2 separate regions of the Homo sapiens genome follow, and region 1 is linked to region 2. A link is a loop called in an ENCODE intact Hi-C map of the cell type or tissue named here. Cell type or tissue: ovary. All regions are shown on one strand. Each heading gives the region's core, and the rest is flanking DNA. Links, peaks and the distances in the headings are about the cores only.

What was found. A loop is a pair of places that touch in the nucleus more often than their neighbours do. Peaks named below come from ENCODE experiments on the same cell type or tissue, not always from the same donor. Only the 100,000 strongest peaks of a DNase experiment are listed, where the experiment ranks them.
Region 1: a loop joins it to region 2, with 2.5 times the contacts of the local background. A loop is called at or near these places in 36 of 110 quality-filtered maps.

What each region holds. Positions count from the first base shown.
Region 1 is chr2:42,842,346-42,847,718 of GRCh38, reverse strand. No RefSeq gene overlaps it. Among named protein-coding and RNA genes, the nearest start is that of TRI-TAT2-1, 34 kb to the right of the region's middle. In ovary, for the core only: no CTCF peak of the experiment used is centred there; DNase peaks (open chromatin) are centred at 2,302 and 2,621; H3K27ac peaks cover 3,129 bases.
Region 2 is chr2:42,922,865-42,928,237 of GRCh38, reverse strand. LOC105374568 (a long non-coding RNA gene) reads left to right here and starts at 5,068. Exons shown (of 3, transcript XR_940014.3): 1 at 5,068-5,373. RefSeq lists enhancers at 488-1,173, 1,174-1,859. In ovary, for the core only: a CTCF peak has its summit at 2,821; DNase peaks (open chromatin) are centred at 2,624, 3,040 and 3,307; H3K27ac peaks cover 5,000 bases.

The DNA.
Region 1 (5,373 bases), core at 116-5,115, 80 kb after region 2:
ACCCGAAAGCTGCGCTGATGAAGATGTGGAGGTGATAGCTGAGCCCGGTGAGGGTTGTGTGGGATTCAGTCCTTGCAGTGTGAGGGCTCAACTTGTTTCTCTTTAGATTCTAAAGTAAGCTGTTTCTCAGAGCACATGGTCACCCCCCATCAGTCCTTCTTCCCCCACCCACAGACACTGAGCTTTCTAAATGTCTGGGCCTCCCAACCCGCACCAGGGCCTGAGCCTGTCCCAAAGATTTCCAAGACAGAAGCGGCTGCGAGGCTCACTCACTGCAGGGAAGGCCACCGGCCTGAGGACAACTTCAATTGCAAGGAAGAGTTTAAAATCCCAGGGTGCCAGGAAAGAAGGAAGAAACTGGAAGCAGAAGGAAGGGAGGGTTCTGGAGGTGGGGGCCAAGGAAACACACACCCCTGGGGCCCTGAAGGCAGGGGCAGTGAGGCCTGTCTTACGGACCAGGCATTGATGGTTAGATCAAGAGGACAAATCCTGACTTTTCAGAGGCCTCCCGCCACTGCCCAGCTTGAATGTCCGTATCTGGAAACCAGAGCACAGAACTGATTGACATCCTTCAGCTCCCCCGGCCCCAAATACACACACCCAAGCCAGCAAATCAACAGTCCCCTAAGTCCAATTCACTCGGTCACAGGGAGACAGGAAGTTAACCATGAATGTCACCTGGTCAGAGAAACCAAGAGCCAGATGGATGGCCCTCCTCAGCCTCTCAGCCTCATAGCCAGGCTATGGATGTCTGACAAAATCACTGTTGCAACAGCCCAGGTCCATGAAAAAAACCTTTCGGATAAAACACAATTGTCTGTTTCTATATGTGTACACAAATATCGACATACTTATCATTTGGCAGCCACCAAAGATTTAATGAAATCTTACTGGAGAAAAACTCAAGATTGAGTAAGCTTAATATTTTCCTGCAAACTGGGACAAGGCAGCCATGATTTGGTCTGGGCTGTGAGATGACGCCACGTCTCAGTGAATAAGTGCCAAGTTCCCTCAGGCATGTGGCTGGGAACCACTGTCCTAAGATGCCATTACTCCTGCTGGGCCATTTAGGTGTGACAAGAAAGACATCTGCCTTGGGAGGCTGAGGTGGGTGGATCATGAGGTCAGGAGATCGAGACCATCCTGGCTAACATGGTGAAATCCCGTCTCTACTAAAAATACAAAAAAATTAGCTGGGCGTGGAGGTGGGCGCCTGTAGTCCCAGCTACTCGGGAGGCTGAGGCAGGAGAATGGTGTGAACCTGGGAGGCGGAGCTTGCAGTGAGCCGAGATCATGCCACTGCACTCCATCCTGGGCGAAAGAGCGAGACTCCCTGTCTCAAAAAAAAGAAAGAAAGAAAGAAAGACATCTGCCATCGGGGCTGGCGCCTCCACATCAGTTGGACTCGGGCATGCAGGAGCTGCTGTTCCCACAGTGGGAGGGGTCTGCATGGAGCCCGTGACCCTCCTGCCCAGCCCAGGTTGGGTCAGTGACTGGCCAGGGTCACAGTGACAATCTATGGGATGAGGTGGAGGCCCTTCCCCAGCTTAAGTGGGTGCCTTCTTTTCCTTCTGGCTGACCCCAAGCACCCAGCCTGACTCCTGATCCCCCCGACATTGCTGCCATCTCCCCACCTCACCCCACTTCTTGGTTCCTTTTCCCTGAAACCCGGGTCTGCAGGGGAAGATGACTTCTCAGGCTGCCTCCTTTCTCACTGCCCAAACAAGCCACAGTCCATCCTGTGCACAACAAAGATCCACTGCCAATGCTGGAAAAGGAAAACGAGTGAGAAGGAGAAAATTCACCAATGTGGGGAGGGCCTGGGATGTAGACAATCTGCCTCCAGTTTTATAGTTCTCATCCTTGGCCACCAGAGCTGATGCTCCTTTGGCCCTGAAGTCAAGCATCCTTCCTTTTCACCTTTACGCTCGCCCTCCTCCTCCCTGGATCCCTCTTCCAGACCCTTTCCTGCTGACAACCCCCTCTCCCAACTTTGATTTATCTCAACCAGAGGGACTGCAAAGTTAGATCTAGCCCCGCTTTCAACAACCTCTTAAAATATGAGCCACACACACCCCGGTGGATTCTTACATTCAGAGGCAAACACTCAAAGCCACACGGGCTAGGAAAGACTGATGGACACCCAAAGACACACATCCACACACTCAGAGACAACAGCAGACACGCTGCCAGACACCCCCTCAACACACGCTCTCACACTCCGAACAAAGGGACCCATGCCAGAAGCACAGGCAGGCACACATCCCAAAAGCCTGCCCTGTTCCGTGAGCTGTTTGGAGCTTCTTTTGAGGAAAAACACCCTGCCCCAAAGAGAAGGCCCCTGACAGGGCTGGTTTTTTTTTTTGTTTGTTTTGTTTTGTTTTTCAGCGCACTGGATAAATTGCTTTTGTGCAAAAATAAACACAAGTGAACTGCATTAGCTGAGCGAGTGACACATTAGTTACAGATGCAGGGCCTGTCAGAACATTGAGGAAACAGCTTTTATTGGGGAAGGGCTGAGAGACTCATAAATAACCGGTTGGCAATCTCACATAAACATTTGTGCATTCACATAAACACCGCCTACCACAAATGCTGGCCTGGCCGCCAGCATGGACTAGAAGAGCCCTTCCCGCCTGTCCTCAGAGAATAACAAGGCAGGCCAGGGTCACAAGCCCCTTTTCTCCCAGAGCTCCCAACTCCTTGGACTCACGCTCTGTGCTCGGTGGGGTGAAGGGAGAGATCCAAGTTCTAAATCCTAAACATCTGCCAGAGAAAGAGAGTCGATGCTAAGCCCCGATGGGACAACTGGTCCGTTTCTCCCCCACTACAGAGAACTCACATTCACCCGGCCCAGAGAGAAAGAAGAGGAAATGTCACTGCACTGGGGGCTGGGCTGTCAAATAAAGTCAAGAAAAGTTTTGCAAAGAACTTGGAAATGCCTCTTTGATGCAGCCCAGGGGTTCCCATCAGAATCATAGGAAAGTGGGGTGAGCACAGCATCACCCTCAGCACCCAGGACAAAAGCCATGAAAGGTGGTTCCAGCCCTGTCCACCCATTCAGGCACGAGGGGGCCTGGGCTTCCCATCAGCTCCTGAAGATGCCTTTGCCCTGAGTCCTGGAGTTCTCTCCTCTGAGTTGAACACTTCAGAGCCACATCCAGCTGATCTCTCAAAGAAGGGCAAAGCAGGCCGGGTGCGGTGGCTCACTCCTATAATCCCAGCACTTTCAGAGGCCGAGGTGGGAGGATCGCTTGAGCCCAGGAGGTGGAGGCTGCAGTGAGCCATGCACTGCACTCCAGCCTGGGTGACACTGCACAGCCTGGGTGACACTGAGAGCACTGCACTCCAGCCTGGGTGACAGCGAGACCCTATCTCAAAAAAAAAGTGGGGCATGCCCACAATTGTGTCCTTGCTACATTTTTTTCCTGGGGTGCCCGCCAACCCAACAAGTGCCCTGGCACCCTCACACTCCACCTCTCCCAAGCAAAGCCCACCCTTCAGAAAAGTTCCGATGTACTTGTTTGCCCTGAGGTCTGAGTAATAGAGAAACGGCCACACGTGTTTCATTCTCCCATGCCCTCCTCTATCACAAATGCATAATCCTAAAGGACAAGGTATGACATGGTAGGATTTAAAGCAAATGGCTAACACTCAAGAGTTCTGTGGGATTTTTGAACCAATCTTTTTAGGGAAGAGAGTGTAGAAAGGGGAATGTTCCCTGGCCCCAAGATCCCACTACAATGATTAGCTCCTGAACCAGCTCTGTCCACTTTCAGCTCAGTAACTGTCAGCTGATCCTCCCCTTTCCCCCATGAAAGACCCAAATCCCTAGACTGAATGGCTCTTTCTTTTACCCATTACATTCCCCAGCCCATCCCACCCATCCTCCAGCCTGATTTCCCTCACTGCTCCTCATGTACCTGAGGGTGCAGGAATTCCATGAATTCCATCCTCACCCATGTGTTACAATTTCATGCTTTCCCTTAATCAATCCCTTTTCTGAGAAGGCCTTTTCTTCCTCCAGGTCCAGATCCAAGCCACCCTTCCAAGTTCCATTCAAAAGCCACTTTCTCCAGCAAGACTCATCCTCCCTCTTTTGAACTTGGGGAGAACTTTTCAGTACCTAACTGATGACTTTCCTTCTTGTTCTAAGTTATCTGTATTTATTTGTTTATCTGGCCTATACCCCCCTTGAGATTCTAAACCCTCAGGTCTGTGGTCCTGTGACTCTTTCAGGTTTCCCTTCCTCCCAAACGCTTCTTCACGGCCTGGGCAATGGTAGGTACGTGGAATCAGCAGAGGATGTTGGTGGTGGTGTCTGGATCCATGCCTGTGGTCGTGGTGGGATGTGGCGGTGGGGTTGAACTGCAAGAAGGAAGATGGTGGTAGTAATGGAAACTGGCCAACAAATCTTCCCCTAGACAATCTCCCCCTGGCTACACTTTGCAGTTGAACAACTCTGCTTTGGAAAAGACATTAAGATGCCAGGCATGGACAGCCAGCCAAGCACCACAGCTCTACTGGATCAACCTCAGCCGTCTAGGCCCTTTCTTCCCATCCACAAATGGAATGCTTTCTGAGGAAACACACAACACAGTGCTAGATAGAAATATTGAAGGCTTGGGTGGGGGGAGCGGGGAGGGATAGCATTAGGAGATATACCTAATGTAAACGATGAGTTAATGGGTGCAGCACACCAACATGGCACATGTATACATATGTAACAAACCTACACGTTGTACACATGTACCCTAAAACTTAAAGTATAATTTAAAAAAAAAAGAGGAAAAAAAAAGAAAAAAGAAATATTGAAGGCTCTTTTGCCAGGGCGTCCCTCCGGAGAGAACACAGTGTAGCCATAATTTATTGCGTTCACTATGTTCACTTCCAATCTTACTTTTATGGACATTATTTCATGGGCTGCAGCTTAAACACAGATGGAAAAGATTCTGGCTTTGTAACAAGAGATGGTTTCTGGTGGGCCAGCCCACGGCTGTTTGTGTGAGCAAACACACATGATCATGTCCTTAGGTGGGGCTGGGAGATGCCTTTATTATGTGCTGGGACTTTGATCCAACAATTCTGGCTTCATCTTTTCCCAAGGCTGGGGCCCCAGATACTCCCAGGGGAGGAAGTGACAAACGCCATAGTGGGCGAGGAGGAGGAACAGGCCAGCCTTTGAAATGTATTTCTGCTTTGGGCTGGATCTGCCATCCTTGAGTCTTCAGAGGGCTTTGACCCAGGGACTTGGGCCTAGACCCCAAAGGGCAAAATTGAAAGGAAGAGGACACTATTATACATGTGAGATATATATATATATATATATATATATATATATATATTTTATGAATCTGTGTTGTATGATTTACA
Region 2 (5,373 bases), core at 195-5,194:
GTGCAATCATCGCCGTTTTTTAATTACTTTAATTAGAAAAGATTGCCTTAATCTTTTACTTATCTGTACTATTGTGGGAACTGCCAGAAAATGAAGTGCAGGGAAAACAGGTGGAGTTTGACCTTTGCTCTAAGCATCTTGAATTTCTTCTAGGCTGGTAATTAAGAAGAATCAGGGGAAGTTCCTTGCAGAATCTAGGAAACGCAAACACACACAGAATCATAGCTACAAGGGCACTCTCCCTTGTACTCCCACTCTCTCACACATGCACACACACACACACACACACACACTCTCATGCACATGTGTGCACATGAGTGGAAGGAAAACTAGACCCGGATATGGCAAACCAAAAAGTTCCAACTTTGAGGGCTGTGTTCCTGCTCCCAGCCCTGAGAGGTGGCTTAATGAGTTTCCCAGGATGGCCTAAAATGATTAATTAAGCAGACAGCTCCCCACCCCCTCCCCAAACAACGGAAACCAAGTAACGGTCTGTTTAGGGAGGGAACAGCAGGCCCCCCCTCAACACACACACACTCCAGGGGCGGTTGGGGACATGGTGTAAGAGCCAGGAGCCCCAGATAAGGGACGATAGCAACGGCCTGTAACGGCCATCAAGGCTCACCCTGGCTGGCAGGGCTGGGCCTAGGGAATGGCCTCCCTCTGCTCCTGGCCTCTGGCCTCCCTGTGTCTGGGCAGTGCCCACAGTCAAGGGGACCCTTGGCAAAACGGTGACGCAGGCATCATTGTCTCTGGCCTCCCTACCTCTCCAGGCACCCTACTTGTTCCCATTTCTACTATGCACCATTTCTGGGCTCATTGTTGAACACTGGGAGGGATTCTGGAGGCTGCTTGAGTGTCCAGGCCCACAGACATGGGCCACAAACATCAGGGAAAGAGGAAAAGCGAGTAGACAGGGACCCTCTGGGGCTTCCAAAATCACCCGTGTTGGGGCACCTGCTCTGTCTTTCCAGCTGTCAGGGCTCCCAGAGCCCAGCAGTGAACAGTCACTATTAAACAAACAGGTTCTGAGCTCAGGCTTTCAGTGCTGACGCTGCAATGGTGAGCAGTGCTAGAAAACCGGGGCACAGGTCCCCGCCTGGGGATCCAGATTGGCTCTGAGGGAGTCCTGGAGTCCGGGCAATTCTTGTGCACAAGCAGGGCTGGTGCTTTGGGAGCTTCCTCCCAGGGCGTCTGTTTTTCAGGGACACCTCTGTTTTCTGCATCTGTAACCTGGACCAGCTGCTCCCTGAACAGCCATAGACGTTTCCCTCAGAAGGTGCCCCGAGGATTCCACTGGGTGCTGAATACGGGTCCTCTTCCACAGACAAGGGCACGCCTTCCTTCCAAGTCAGTCATGTCCGCTGGAGACAGACAAGGACAGGGACACAGCTGGGGTTTTGGCGGCTGTCCTGGGCCTTGTAAACAGGCCTGGTGAAGGGCACAGGGGCTCCGAAGCAGGCCCAGGCCCAGCCAGCCTGGAGGGGTGGGAGGAGGTGAAGGTGGGAGCGGGCGGGAGGGGCAGCCAACAGTGTTTGCCTTTCTAAAGCGCTCCAGGTGCTTGAGCTGGATTTCCAGCCTGGTGTTTACAGCCTCTGCAGCCACGCCACGGTCACGTCCTCCGCCTGTACACGTGCCTCTCTCAACAGGTGCCCGTCTGTGTGCGTGTGTTCCACCTGTGTGTCTGATCACACCTGTGGGTGTGGATCTCTCCGTGTCTGTGCCTGGCCCTCTGAGAAAAATGACTCCGGCCTCCACTTTGTGTGAGCCTTTCCACCTCAAAACATTTGCTAAAATAAACCTGCTGAAAAAGCTTTAACGACGATTTTTTTTTCGTCCCTGCCATGGGCACTAACACCAGCAGGTCTCCATGGTCAATTTAGGAAGCTTGGGAAAACATTGCTTGTAATTAAAAGTCTAGAAGGGCCTCAATTAAGGCAGTGTTTGCCCTGCCGGGCCCGTTCCCAAATCCTACTCGGCAGCATTCCTCTCTTGGCTGGAAAAGGCCTTTGATTTGAACCAAATGTTCAGCAGCCACACTGGACCGGGCCTTGGCACTGCTGCACTGCTAGCTGCTCAGGGCACAGGCTGGCCTCTGCCCCAAAGCCTGCAACGGGAGACTTTGGGCTTTGTCTCCACCTCCTGACTTCCCAGCCCCTCTGTGATCCTGAGCCCCGACTTCTGGAGGGGCAGACCTCCCTGAGAGATGCAGGTGCTGAGGCCAGCCCAGCACCCCTCACCGCTCAGGGTGGTAGAGCTCACACTAAGAATTAAAGGCCACAGGTCAGGCCTCACCAAGGATGAAGCAGCAACAGTCAGTGCTGCAAGAAGGTGGGATTCAGGGTACAGCAAGCGACACCCCAGTACCCCTTCTTACTCCACAGAGGCCACCTCCATCTGAGCAGAGGCCTGGCCTTAGCTATAGCCACTTCAGAGAGCTCCAGACAGGACCTGGCAGGGAGGGGTCGGGAAATAGCATGAGCCTGTGACCTTTTTAATCCCTAGGGATTAAAGATACGCAGCTCAGCTAACTGGGACCGGGCCCAGGGCGCCACATTTGCTCCCCTCCTGCTGGTGAGGGTGAGGCAGCCAACAACACAAACACGGGGGCAGAGGGCATTGCCTCCTCCCTGGAGCAAAGGCTCAGGCGCTCAACTGGGTGGGCAGGAAAGAGAAGTGCTGAGTCAGCTCAGGTGCACATGGCTTTTCCTTCCCGGGACAGGCACACGCACACTCACACCACCTGCTTGCACACAAACTGGATTCACAACCATGCTTGCTGGCTTTCACAGATGTGTACCCATGTTCACAGGGTCCACACACACTCTCTCTCTCTCTCTCTCTCTCTCTCTCTCTCTCTCTGAGTCCTCAGTATCCCAGGTCACAGCCACCCACACAAACTCACATTCCTCCACCAGCTTGCACTGACACCCATTCACAGTCACAGCCCTGGCTACAACCAGACACGGAGACTCCATAACAAGGATTTGCAGGCCCCATGCAGGACTCTGCAGTCTCCAGCAGCCCTGGCCCCTCTCAGTGAGGAAAGAGTCGCCACGAAGGCAGATGGTCCGGAGGGTGCTGCCAGGACCAGGTCCTGAACCCTGTGGGAGTGGGGTGGAGAGTGCGGGGATATCTCAGGAGGGCAGCCGAGGTGTCCATCCCTGCGGGCCTCACCCCTGCAGCAGGGGAATGGCAGGCGAAGGGTTACAGGCTAACTAGAAAAAACAATTACTAACGGGAAAGGCAGCACATTCCAGCCCTGCTTAGCAGAGCCGCCAGGGCCGTGGGTGGTTCTTGGATTATGCATTTCCTTGAAAACAAAAAGGAGAGTTCAGGGCAGTTCAGCTGTGCCCTGAATCTCACTCCGGGGCCTTTGTCCCCAGCCCCCTCACAGCCCGCGTGCCTACACACACGCACACACAGCCCCCCTGGCCCCGCCACTTGTCCACTGGGAAACGGAGAGCATGAATACCCCCCAAAGCCTGCAAGAAAAGCGGGGGCAGACGACAGAAGAATTGAAGAAAGACGGGGAGAGGGGAAGGGAGTTGGGATCTCGGAACCCTTGTTGCCTGGAAGTCTCCCTTCTGCTGGTGAGGCTGTGGGAACGTTGGCTCATCCTGTCATCAATGCTGCATGGAACCCCCCACTCTGTGCCAGGCATTGTGCCAGGCATTGTACCAGGCCTGGGGTTCCCCTTGAAGGGCTCACTGCTGGGAAAACCCGGTGCCCCCATTTCCCCTGGGTGGTGTTTTCTATCCATCTGTCTCAGATCCCAACACTCTGTCTTTCCTCAAAAATCTGGTCTGATAGAGTCTGATTATCATATTCATACAGAGGAGTGGGAGGCTGATAAGCCTCAAAGGGAGACCCTCCCAGGCTGCTTTACCTTTTTTTTTTTTTTTTTTTCTTTTTTACTCATGACACAGCCTCAGGAAGCTTTGACAACATGTGCTCCTGATTTACTTTTTAACCAGGACATATATGGTGGTGCCTCCCTGTGGAGAACAGGAAGGGGCAGCCATCTTGCCATAAACACAGGAACAGAATCTCATGGCCTCTGAGTCTGAACAGCTATGTCCTATTTGTTAGCATGGGCTCCTCTGAACCCTGCCAAGGCCCTGTGGGGAGGCAAGGGAAGCATTATGGTCCCCACCACAAATGGGGAAACTGAGGTTCAGAAAGAGATAAAAATCACTCAACCCATTGTACAGGCTGCCTCCTGCTTAGAGCTCTCTCCCTCTCCTCAGATCCCTGAATGGCTGACTCATTCCCATCTTTCAGGTCTCAGCTTAAATACTGATCCTCCAAGAAGCTCTGTGGCAACAAATGTAGTCGGCCCATTCTAGCCTCCCTGTTGTTTCTCCTCCAGCGCATGAGGATTCTGGGGGGAGGGGGATGAGGTCTCGCTCTGTCACCCAGGCTGGAGTGCAGTGACATGATCATGGCTCACCACATCCTTCGCCTCATGGGCTCAGGTGATCCTCCCACCTCAGCCTCATGAGTAGCTGGAAGTACATGTATGTGCCACCATACCCAGCTAATTTGTTGTTGTTGTTATTTGTAGAGATGGGGTCTTTCTTTGTTGCCCAGGCTGGTCTTGAACTCCTGGGCTCAAGCAATCCTCCCACCTCGGCCTCCTAAACTGCTGGGATTACAGGCGGGAGCACACAGTAGGCACTCAATAAATATTTGTGGACTTGATTAAGAACTGAATGGCTCTGTAGCTGGGGTAGGCGGAGCCAGGCCTGGAATCCTTGAAGCCTTGGCCCCCACTCAGATGTGTGGCTGCCCTTGTCCATCAAAATCCCTCCAAGACAGAGGAAAGGGGATGCTCAGAGCCTTTCTTCATTCCAGCCCTGGGCTGTACCCCAAACAGCCTAAACTTAAAAAATAATCAGATTCCACAGTTGGGCTGCATGTGGATTATGCAAGGACCAGATGCCCAGTAGACAGGGTGTGCCAGAGGCTTATACCCAATGGGACCTTAAAAGAGGGTCAGCTGATGCATGCCATTTAGACGTATTCACTCACTCCATTCTGTGGACATTTTCCAGGTGCTGAGCTTGGTTCTTAGATGCAGTGCCTGCCTCAGAGTCTGTCTAGACTTTTTAGGAGAGAGTCAAAGAAGCAATGCTGGCGATGCGTGCTCAGACCCAGCACAGGATGAGATGATCTGGGAACTGGAATGTCAGGAATGACTTCACTAAGAGATCAGAGGTGGTCTGAGAGCGGGTGACCAGAACAAGCCTGCCAGGCACAGAGAACAGCATGTGCAAAGGAGTAAGGGAGAGCCTAGTAGGTCTGGGACATGCCAGCAGTTCACTAGGCCTGGATAGAAAGTTTGAGCATGGGGAGAGGCCAGAGAAGGGG